Regions from separate parts of the Homo sapiens genome. Here region 2 is linked to region 1. A link is an interaction called in ENCODE POLR2A ChIA-PET data of the cell type or tissue named here. Cell type or tissue: Panc1. All regions are shown on one strand. Each heading gives the region's core, and the rest is flanking DNA. Links, peaks and the distances in the headings are about the cores only.

Evidence for each region. ChIA-PET counts read pairs that join two places held together with the same protein. Peaks named below come from ENCODE experiments on the same cell type or tissue, not always from the same donor. Only the 100,000 strongest peaks of a DNase experiment are listed, where the experiment ranks them.
Region 2: POLR2A ChIA-PET joins it to region 1 with 15 read pairs; 2 of 35 experiments call an interaction of 5 or more read pairs at or near these places.

The regions. Positions count from the first base shown.
Region 1 is chr19:38,564,862-38,570,224 of GRCh38, reverse strand. RYR1 (ryanodine receptor 1) reads right to left here. Exons shown (of 106, transcript NM_000540.3): 91 at 4,454-5,266; 92 at 3,238-3,314; 93 at 2,308-2,452. Among named protein-coding and RNA genes, the nearest start is that of MAP4K1-AS1, 29 kb to the left of the region's middle. RefSeq lists an enhancer at 727-846 and silencers at 709-909, 4,544-4,613. In Panc1, for the core only: no CTCF peak of the experiment used is centred there; DNase peaks (open chromatin) are centred at 444 and 634; H3K4me3 peaks cover 850 bases; H3K27ac peaks cover 896 bases.
Region 2 is chr19:39,049,142-39,054,504 of GRCh38, reverse strand. It overlaps the pseudogene LOC124904801. Among named protein-coding and RNA genes, the nearest start is that of FBXO27, 19 kb to the right of the region's middle. RefSeq lists an enhancer at 1,982-2,031. In Panc1, for the core only: no CTCF peak of the experiment used is centred there; a DNase peak (open chromatin) is centred at 1,974; H3K27ac peaks cover 926 bases.

The sequences.
Region 1 (5,363 bases), core at 364-5,363:
TCCTCAGCCTAAGTGCTGGGATTACAGGCTTGAGCCACCACGTCCAGCCTATTTATTTATTTTTGAGACAAGGTCTCACTCTGTCACCCAGGCTCGAATGCAGTGGCGCCATCTCGGCTCACTGCAACCTCTGCCTACCGGGTTCAAATTCTCATGACTCAGCCTCCTAAGTAGCTGGGATTACAGGTATGCACCACCACACTCAGTTAGTTTTTGTATTTTCAGTAGAGACGGGGTCTCACCATGTTGGTCAGGCTGGTCTCAAACTCCTGACCTCAGGTGATCCACCCACCTCAGCCTCCCAAAGTGCTAGGATTATAGGTGTGAGCCACCTCGGCTGGCCTCAACCTCCTATTTGTTGAGTGCTTGCTTATACCAACATCTGGGCTAAGAACTTTATTTGCATGAGCTTGTTTAATTCTCAGTACACCCCTGTGAAGTGGGCACTACTGTTATGCGCACTTTACAGATGAGGAAACTGAGGCTCAGGGAAGTGGTGTCTTGCTCAAGGTAACATAACCAACGAGTGGCAGAGATGGGATTTGAACCCGGGCAGTCAGCCTCCAGAGTCCAAGCTCCAAGCCACTTGGCCATGCTGCTTCCTGAGTGAGGTCACCCCACCTGTCGCCCTGCCTGCTTTACAGAAGATGAAAGGGAATTTTTTTTTTTTTTGAGTCAAGGTCTTACTCTCACCCAGGTTGGAGTGAAGTGACACAACCATAGCTCACTGCTGCCTCAACCTCCTGTGCTTAAGTGATCCTCCCGCCTCAGCCTCCTGAACAGCTGGGACCACAGGCATGTGTCACCTCACCCAGCTAATTAAAAAAACATTTTTGGCTACTCTGGGTGCACTGCCTAGAGGGTAGCCCTGCTCTGCAAGGAGCAGTAATTAAAAAAAAAAAAAGATTAAAAATATTCGGCCAGGTGCAGTGGCTCACGCCTGTAATCCCAGCACTTTGGGAGGCCAAGGCGGGTGGATCACAAGGTCAGATCTAGGCCATTCTGGCTAACACGGTGAAACCCCGTTTCTACTAAAAATACAAAAAATTAGCCAGGCGTGGCGGCGGGCGCCTGTAGTCCTAGCTACTCGGGAGGCTGAGGCAGGAGAATGGCGTGAACCCAGGAGTCAGAGCTTGCAGTGAGCCGAGATTGTGCCACTGCACTCCAACCTGGGCAACAGAGCGAGACTCCGTCTCAAAAAAAAAAAAAATTCTTTTGTAGAGACAGGGATCTCCCTATGTTGCCCTGGCTTGCCCCAAACTCCTGGGCTCCAGTGATCCTCCTACCTTGGACTTCCAAAGTACTGGACTTACAGGCATGAGCCCCCTCGCACGGCCAGGAACATCTTCCATCTCTCCCTCTTTCTCTCCACCTTTCCCTCCATCCCTCATTCTTCCCACAAATTCTGACGGAACCACCTTCGTTCCACATGATTCCCTCACCGCCCCCCCGCCCCCCACCACCACTTTGTTTGAGGCAGAGTCTCACTCTGTCGCCCAGGCTGGAGTGCAGTGGCACGATCTCGGCTCACTGAAACTTCTGCCTCTTGGGTTCAAGCGATTCTCATGCCTCAGCATCCTGAGTAGCTGGAATTGCAGGCATGCACCACTATGGCTGGCTAATTTTTTTTTTTTTTTTTTTTTGTATTTTTAGTAGAGATGGGGTTTCACCATGTTGGCCAGTCTGGTCTTGAACTCCTGACCTCAGGCGATCCGCCTGCCTCGGCCTCCCAAGGTGCTGGGATTACAGGTGTGACCCACCGTGCCCAGCCTCCCTCACCCCCTCCTATCGGGCCAGGCCTGGAGGGGAGACAGGATGGAGGGAACCCTGGGACCTGCCTCCCAACACCCACCCTTCTTCCTGGCCTGGATGAGATGAACGCTTCCCCAGGAATTGGGAGAGCTCAGACCTCCACAGCAGCACTGGGAGTGGTGGAGGGACTGAGACTGTAAGGGCTGACAGCCAAGAACAGGCCACGGTGGGAAGGCCAGAGTGGTGGCCTCACTGAATGTAGCTCTGGACAGAGGATGGAGGTGGAAGTGTGGGTGGGTGGCCCCGATGAACAGAGGTATGGAGGTTGGAATAAGGATAGTGAGCAGGGAAGGGACAAGGAACCAAGTGAGGGCCATCTGAAAATGCTACCCTGTCCGCAGGTCTGGGGATACCTCTGCCCTTTCCCCAGCTAGGGTTCTTCTTAGAGACGAGCTTGAACAGATGAACTCAAGAACAAGGTGAGCAGGAGAGGTGGGCACCAGAGGTGGGGCTCCCGGGGAGAAGAAGGTTCAGGTGACCTGGCTGGATCCTTACCAGGAACTTCACCCTCTGCACCTCCAGTTCTCCCCAGAATTCGCCTCCAGCTTCCTCCTTCTTTGGAGGGGGTGAGGGAGGTGCTTGCTTCTTGGGGGGCTCTGGTGTGGGCTCGGGAACTTCTTCCTTCTCCCCATTCTCGGCACTGCAGGGCAGGACAGAGAGAGGTCAGGAGGTGCCTGGGCAGGCAATGCATGAGTTCATTCATTCAAAACCATTCACCAAGGGCCCGCCCTGTGCCTGGCCCAGGTTTGGATGGTACTGGGTACATGGGATGATGAGATAATCAGGACTTGCCCTTATGGGGCTCCAGTCCAATGTGGGAGACAGGCAGTGACAGTGACACCAGGCAGTGACAGCCCAGAGTGGTCGGGGCTGGGATGGAGGAAGCTCAGGGGGTTGTGGGAATCTGGAGGAGACACCTCCTCAACTTAGGAGGGGGTCAGGTGTCCTGGAGAATTGGAAAGGATGAGAAAGACTCAGAGTAGGCATGGGGGCCTGTGTTCCAGGCAGCGGGAAAGCACATGCGAAGGCCTGGCAGTTAGATGGGAGTTTTCATTTTTCTATCTCTCCATATTTTTTTTTCTTTTTCGACACAGGGTCTTGCTCTGTCACCCAGGCTGGAGGGCAATGCTGCGATCAGGGCTCACTGCAGCCTCCACCTCCAGGGGTCAAGTGATCCTCCCACCTCAGCCTCCCCACACACCACCATGCTTGGCTAATTTTAATTTTTTTTTTATGTTGCCCAGGTTGGAGCATTTATTTCTTGATTCTTTTACTCAGAGCCCCTCCTCCGTGCCTGAGTCTGGGCTGGGTGATGCCGAGGACACAGGGTGGCCAGGACAGCCTTGGGGCCTGACCTCTGGAGGCTCCTACTCTAGGAGGGAGGCAGTGATAGGGGCTAGGCCCCTCAGCCCCAAGGCCACTCACTCGGCTTTCTCCGGCTCCAGCTCTGGTTCCGGCTCGGGCTCTGGCTCTGGCGGGAGCTCCTCCTCCACTCCATCCACCTAGGGACAGGGCAAGCATCAGGGCTGAGTCCTCACCCTAAGCGCTTCTCAGGCTGCCTGCCTGCTCCTCTCATCTCCTTTCTCTCTTATTTCCCCTGGGTAATCTAAGTTTTACACTTCCCTCCACCAGAAAGAGGCAGATTATGATTCCCGTTTTACAGAGGGGAAACTGAGGCTCATCGAGGTGAAGCCCTTTGCCCAAAGCACTGCGCAGGGTCGGGCTGACTCCAAGTGCAGCTCTGCTTGTCCCCAGGGCTTCCCACCACCTTGACCTCCACATTCCCAAGGCATTCCCAGCACCAAGGGCCTGAGGATGTTTGGGGTCCCTTCCTCCACGGTGTACTTCATTCCCACAACGAGTATCTCCGAGGGTCTTTTCCTAGTGGCCCTGACCCTGTCTCGGGACTTTTTTTAGTCTTGGTCTTTCTTTTCCTTTTTTTTTTTTTTTTTTTTTTTTTTTTTGAGACAGAGTCTCGCTCTGTCGCCCAGGCTGGAGTGCAGTGGCACCATCTTGGCTCACTGCAACCTCTGCCTCCCGGGTTCAAGCGATTCTCCTGCCTCAGCCTCCCGAGTAGCTGGGATTACAGGCGCACACCACCATGCCCGGCTAATTTTTATATTTTTAGTAGAGACGGGGTTCCACCACGGTGGCCAGGATGGTCTCAAACTCCTGACCTCAGGTGATCGGCCCGCCTCGGCCTCCCAAAGTGCTGGGATCACAGGTGTAAGCCACCGCGCCTGGCTTAGTTTTGGTCTTTCCTGCCCTCTAATTTGGTCTCTGGGTTTCTTACTCTCTCTGGCTCTGCAGGTATCATTTTCTCTACCTCTCCGGGCCCTGCACTCTGTCCGGCCCTGCACTCTGTCCGGCCCTGCACTCTCTCTCCCCGGCCCTTTCTCCAGGTCTCCATCTCTGAGTCTCTTTCTCTGTGGGTCTGAGTATCCCTCTGTCTCTGAGCGTCTCTCTTGCCCGGCGCCCGCTGTCCCCGTGTGCGTCCTCCATGGGTGCGTCCTCCGTGGGTGCGTGTGCCCATCCCCCTAGCCAGTTCTCTCCTCTGTGTGTGTCTCCACCCAGCCGGGCTCTCTTCCTCCCTCCAATCCCCCATCTTTCCAAAACCCCAAAACCCCGCCTGCTCTCTCACCCCCAATTTCCTCTTGAGGATGGGAGAGCCCTCGGGTGTGGGCGGTTCCGCAGGCGTCGTGTCCCCCATGTCCCCGAGACCGCCAGCCCCTTCGGGCCGGAAGGGGCCCCCATCGGTCACGGCCACCGCCCCGTCGGCACCGCCCGGCCCGGCCTCGTGCACCGCCTCCTCCTCGTCTCCAGCGCCCTCCGCGGCGTCTCCAGCGCCCTCGCTGGCACCCTCGCCGTCTGCGTCTCCGCCCGGCCCGGCCGGCTGCTCGCCGTGCACCTCGTCGCTGGTGGGGTCGGGCATGCCTGCCAGGAGCTCGGTCACCGTCACCTTCTTGGCGCCCTCCACCAGGCCGCCGCCGAACAGCGAGCCCCAGAGCAGGCCCAGCGCGCCCGCCGCCGCCCCCGCGCCAGCGGCCCCAGCGCGCGTCACTGCTGCCCAGAGCAGCGCCGCCACTGCGGTGGCCGCCTCGCGGGCCGTAAGCCGCCGCAGCCGCCGCACGCGCCGCCGCAGGCTGCGGTAGCTGAGGCCTCGCAGGGCCCGGCCTGCGGCCGCCACAACCCGCGCCGTCGCCCCCGCCGCCGCCGTGGCCGCCGTGCCCTCGAGCCCCGCCGCGCCCTCCTCCGCGCCTTCCGCGCCCGCCTCCGCCGCGCCCGCGCCCTCGTCCTCGTCGGTCTCCGGCTCGCCCTCGGGCTCCGAGATCTGCGCGGCGATCTGCATCTCGAAGATGGTGTCCTCGCAGAAACTCACGAAGAGCTCCATCTTCTCAGCCTCGCCGCCCTCGTTCACCACGTCGAAGATGAACTGGCGCTTGGACTCCTTCACCTGAAGCGAGGGGCGGCAGACAGGATAGGGCGCCGTCAGCGGGGGCTCGGACAGCAGCGACAGCGCAGTGGCAGCTACAAGGGGTCACCGCGGCAGG
Region 2 (5,363 bases), core at 74-5,073, 480 kb before region 1:
AAGGGGGTAAAAAGGGCAGTGTGGTGGCCAGGTGTGGTGGCTCACACCTGCAATCCCAGCACTTTGGGAGACTGCGGTGGGATGATCACTTGAGGCCAGGAGTTTGAGACCAGACTGGGCAACATAGTGAAACCCCATCTCTATTAAAAATTACAATTATAAGTGCTGGGTGTGCACCTATAGTCCCAGCTACTTGGGAGGTTGAATCAGGAGGAATCCCTTGAGCCTAGCAGTTCAAAGTTGCAGTGAGCTATGATCACGCCACTGCACTCCAGCCTGGGCAACAGAGCTAGATCCTATCTCAAAAAATAAAAATAAAAATAAAAAATTAGGAGTTCAAAAAAAGGCAGGGTGGTTAAAGTATTAAAGGCAGTGGTCAGGGGAAGCCTGGCTGGGAAGGCAAGATTTGAGCAAACATTGGAAGGAGGGTAGGGAGTGACCTATGGGGAGGGGCAGCCAAGCAAAGTCCCCGTGGTGGGAACAGAATAATAAGCAGTGGCCAGGCTGGGTGAGCAAGGAGGCTGTGGGAGGCCACAGAGTCAGAGTGGGGCGGGGCAGATCATGTGAGGCCTGGTGGGCCGTAGGGGAGGACTTTGCCCTTTACTCAGGGCAGGATGGCACCCCGGGAGGGTTCTGGGCGGAGGAGTGACACAGGTGTTCACAGTCTCCCTGTGGCTGTGGAACAGATTGCGAGGGTGGGGTGGGAAGGAGCAGGGAGTCTGTGGATGGGAGTGATGGTCCAGATGGAGACAGGGGTGGATGGGGCCAGGGTGGTGGCCATGGTCGGGCGAGAAAGGGCAGGTGCTGTGCAGATTTTGTGCACCTGGAGCTGCCTGGGTTTGCTGAGAGGTTGGGCGTGGGCGTAAGAGATGGACTCAGCCTGGGTACCACAGGATGGAGCTGCCTGGTACTGCCCAGGGCACAGGCCACAGTGAGGCTGCCCGTGCCAGCCCTGTGGGGGCCGTGCTGCCTTCTGGTTCCTGATTGTGAGCCAGGATGCAGCACGGTGTCCTGGATATGGACAGGCTGACGATGACTGTTTCCCACTGTCCCCAGGTGGATGGCAATTTCCCAGCCTCTCCCACAGGCCTTTGTATGGGGACCAAGCAGGGCCGGCGGCACCTGGGCCAGGTGGGGCTGTGGCCAGCTGGGTTAGAGCAAGGCACAGAGGCAGGAATGGATGGGAATGAGGCCCTATGGCCCCTTGGGCGCAGGCGGGAAGCCCCCCAGTACCCTGACTCCTGGAAGGAGGAGGCAAGTGGGCAGAGGGAGGCTCGGAAAAGCCCGGCCTAGGGCAGAAAGGGGTTGAGGTGGTTCTGTGAGCCTAAAGTGGGCCTGGACTCAGAGCACACTAAAATCTGCCACCTCCTCCATCTAAGGCCTCGGCAAGGTCTTTCTGAGCCTCCCTTTGTTCCCCCTAAATGGGATCAAAATGCTCATTGTTGATGAGACTAAATGAAGTCATTTATGAAAATGTTCAGCAGCATCAGTGCTTTACAACCTCACGTGGAACTGGGGCAGGCGGTGTCGCCCGGGGGTTACGAGGGAAATGGTTTCACATCCTTGCTCGGTGCCTGTGGGCTTTTCTGAGCCTCAGTTTCCCCAAAATGAAGCCCTGATTTTCCTATTCCTTCCCCCAGTCCTGCACCATTCCCCTTCCCAATAAATGGCAACATGACTGGAAACCTTGGAGAAATCCAAGTCTGGAAATGCTGGACTTTGCTGTTTCTCTCACACCCACCAGGAGCATCCTTGGACCAGGCAAGTGGGCATCCTACACTGTGTGGCACTTTCCTCTAAGTCCCTCTCCAGCAGCTGGGGCCAGCCAAGCCACAGTGCTCTCAGGGCAGGGTACTCCCAGTTCAGACCAAGACCTGTGTGGGCCTGTCCCGTTTCTCCCCTTTAGGGTGCTCTGCAGAGATCTAGTTCCACCTCCACCAACGACCCCGTGTGCATAGGTTCAGCTGGAAACTACCAGGAACTCTAGGACTCTTGCCCTGTGGCGTGGTCCTGGGGCCCTGTGGCTGGACCCCAGTTCCAGGACTGCTGCCTGGCAAGCACATGGCGCCCCCTGGCGGCCACCAGAATGGTGCTGCCACGAAGCTTCTGGACGTACCCTGGGCACAGGACACATTCAGGACACTGGGTCATCAATGGTCCATGACCACCTCTTAGCGTGGAGCCAGGTAGATGGGTCCATGTATCAACTTTCTTTTTTCTTTTTTTTGAGACAGAGTCTCGCTCTGTCACCCAGGCTGGAGTGCAGTGGCGCGATCTCGGCTCACTGCAACCTCTTCCTCCAGGGTTTAAGCGATTCTCCTGCCTCAGCCTCCCAAGTAGTTGGGATTACAGGTGCTTGCCACCATGCCCAGCTAATTTTTGTGTTTTCAGTAGAGACAGGTTTTTGCCACATTGGCCAGGCTGATCTCAAACTCCTGGCTTCCAGCGATCCACCTGCCTCGACCTCCCAAAGTGCTGGGATTACAGGCATGAGCCAGCATGCCCAGCCAAAATACAGATTATATACACGTAGGATGTCATCTGGTACTTCATATCTAAACGGCCTATCATCTCAGAATTGTACTTTCCCCAGTGTTTAGACTGAGGCTAGTTACTTAGTAAACTTGGATTTACAATAAGGCAATGCCCCTTTATTTTATTTTATTTTATTTATTATTGTTATTTCTTTTGAGACAGAGTCTCACTTTGTTGCCCAGGCTGGAGTGCAGCAGCCTGATCTCCACCCACTGCAACCTCTGCCTCCCGGGCTCAAGCAGTCCTCCTGCCTCAGCCTCCCCCAGTAGCTGGGATCACAGATGTGTGCCACCATGCCCAGCTAATTTTTGTATTTTTCTGTAAAGATAGGATTTTACCATGTTGCCCAGGCTGATCTTGAACTCCTGAGCTCAAGCGATCTGCTTGCCTTGGCCTCCCAAAGTACTGGGATTACAGGCGTGAGCCACCGTCCCTGGCAGGCAATGTCCTTTTAGAAAGGAGCTGTTTTTTTCCCTTGCCATCTGCAAAGATTCCTTTATTTCTCCCACAGAAACTAGTATTCATGGCCTGTAACTCCTGCTGCCAGGAAAAGAGACATCAAGCTCTTGAAGAACTGGCCAGTTTCTTCTCCATAATGGGCAAATTGTGCCTCTCCCCTCCCAGGGTTTTCGAGACCGTGACTCCACAACATGATGGGCACCCGATGCTCTCCGGTCAGCTACAGCTGGGCTCCAGGAGGGACAGACACGTGGTCACTGTATTTGCTTTGCTTATTCTCACAGGTTGCAGGGATATTGAAGGCTAAGACAAGGTCAGTGTTGAAGGACTCTAGGGGCCAGGCACGATGGCTCACGCCTGTAATCCCAGCACTTTGGGAGGCTGAGGCAAGAGGATCGCTTGAGCCCAGGAGTTTGAGATCAGCCTGCGTGACATAGTGAGACCTCAGCTCTAAAAATAAAATTGTAAAAAGTTTTAAAAATCTTGGCTGGGTGTGGTGGCTCATGCCTGTAATCCCAGCACTTTGGGAGGCCGAGGCAGGTGGATCACTTCAGGTCAGGAGTTTGAGACCAGCCTGGCCAACACAGGGAAACGCCATGTCTACTAAAAATACAGAAAAATTAGCCAGGCGTGGTGGCATGCACCTGCAGTCTCAGCTACTCGGGAGGCTGAGGTGAAAGAATTGCTTAAACCTGGGAGGCCAAGGCTTAGGTGAACTGCGATCGCTCCGCCTGGGTGACAGAGTGAAACCCTGTCTAAAAAAAAAAGAAAAAAAAGGCTTTTTGAATGCGGGGATGGTGGCCTAAAGACAGACTTGGGTGGAAGGTGTGTGGTTCTACATTTCCACCAGGAAATTCCAAATATGATCATTTAACATGACCAGAAAAGTTCTTGCTCACATTACTCTGGTTAAAACTTTTTGGGGCCAGGCGCGGTGGCTCACACCTGTAATCCCAGCACTTTGAGAGGCCGAGGCAGGTAGACCATGAGGTCAAGAGTTTGAGACCAATCTGGCCAACATGGTGAAACCCCATCTCTACTAAGAATACAAAATTAGCCGGGCGTGGTGGTGCACGCCTGTAATCCCAGCTACATGGGAGGCTGAGGCAGGAGAATCACTTGAACCTGGGAGGCAGAGGTTGCAGTGAGCCGAGATCACACCACTGCACTCCAGCCTGGTGACAGAGCGAGACTCTGTCTCAGAAAACAAACAGACAAACAAACAAACAAACAAAAACTTGCTTTTGGCTGGGTGCAGTGGCTCACGTCTGTAATCCCAGTACTTTGGGAGGCAGAGGCTGGAGGATTGCTTGAGACCAGAAGTTCGAGGCCGGCCTGGGCAACAGAACAAGACCTCACCACTGCTAAAAAATATTTGAAAAATTTTTAAAAGACACTGAGGCAGAAGAATTGTTTGAACCCGGGAGGCAGAGGTTGCAGTGAGCCAAGATCGTGCCACTGCACTCCAGTCTGGGTGACAGAGTAAAACTCCATCTCAAAAATAAATAAATAAATAAATAAATAAATAAAAGACTTGCATTTGATCCTTTTGTAGTTCGTAAACTTGATGATTGGGTTTTCATGCTCTTAAGTGAGATGCGTGAAATGGTTTGGCTGTGTCCCCACCCAAATCTCATCTTGAATTGTAGCTCCCATGATTCCCATGTGTTGTGGGAGGGACCCAGTGGGAGATGATGGAATCATCGAGGCGGTTTCTCCCATACTGTTCTCTTGGTAGTGCATAAGTTTCACGAGATCTGATGGGTTTTTTTTTTTTTTTTGAGATGGAGTCTCGCTCTTTCACCCAGGCTGGAGTGCAGTGGCGCGATCTCAGCTCACTGCAAGCTCTGCCTCCCGGGTTCACGCCATTCTCCTGCCTCAGCCTCCCTAGCAGCTGGGACTACAGGCGCCTACCACCACGCCCAGCTAATTTTTTTGTATTTTTAGTAGAGACGGGGTTTCACTGTGTTTGCCAGGATGATCTCGATCTTCTGACCTCGTGATCCGCCCGCCTCGGCCTCCCAAAGTGCTGGGATTACAGGCGTGAGCCACCGTGCCCGGCGGATCTGATGGTTTTGTAAGGGTTTCTCCCCTTTCACTTGGTTCTTATTCTCTCTCTTCTCTGCTGCCATATAAGACGTGCTCTTTGCCTTCCACCATGATTGTGAGGCCTCCCCAGACACTTGGAACTGTCAGTCCATTAAACCTCTTTTTCTTTATAAATTACCCAGTCTCAGGTGTGTCTTTATCAGCAGCGTGAAAACGGAGTAATACAATGCGCCTCCCTTTTAAGCCTTCTTATGACATCAGCACATTACTGTCTGACAAGAAGAATAAAGATTGGCATTGGCATTTGTGTTTGTCATCCA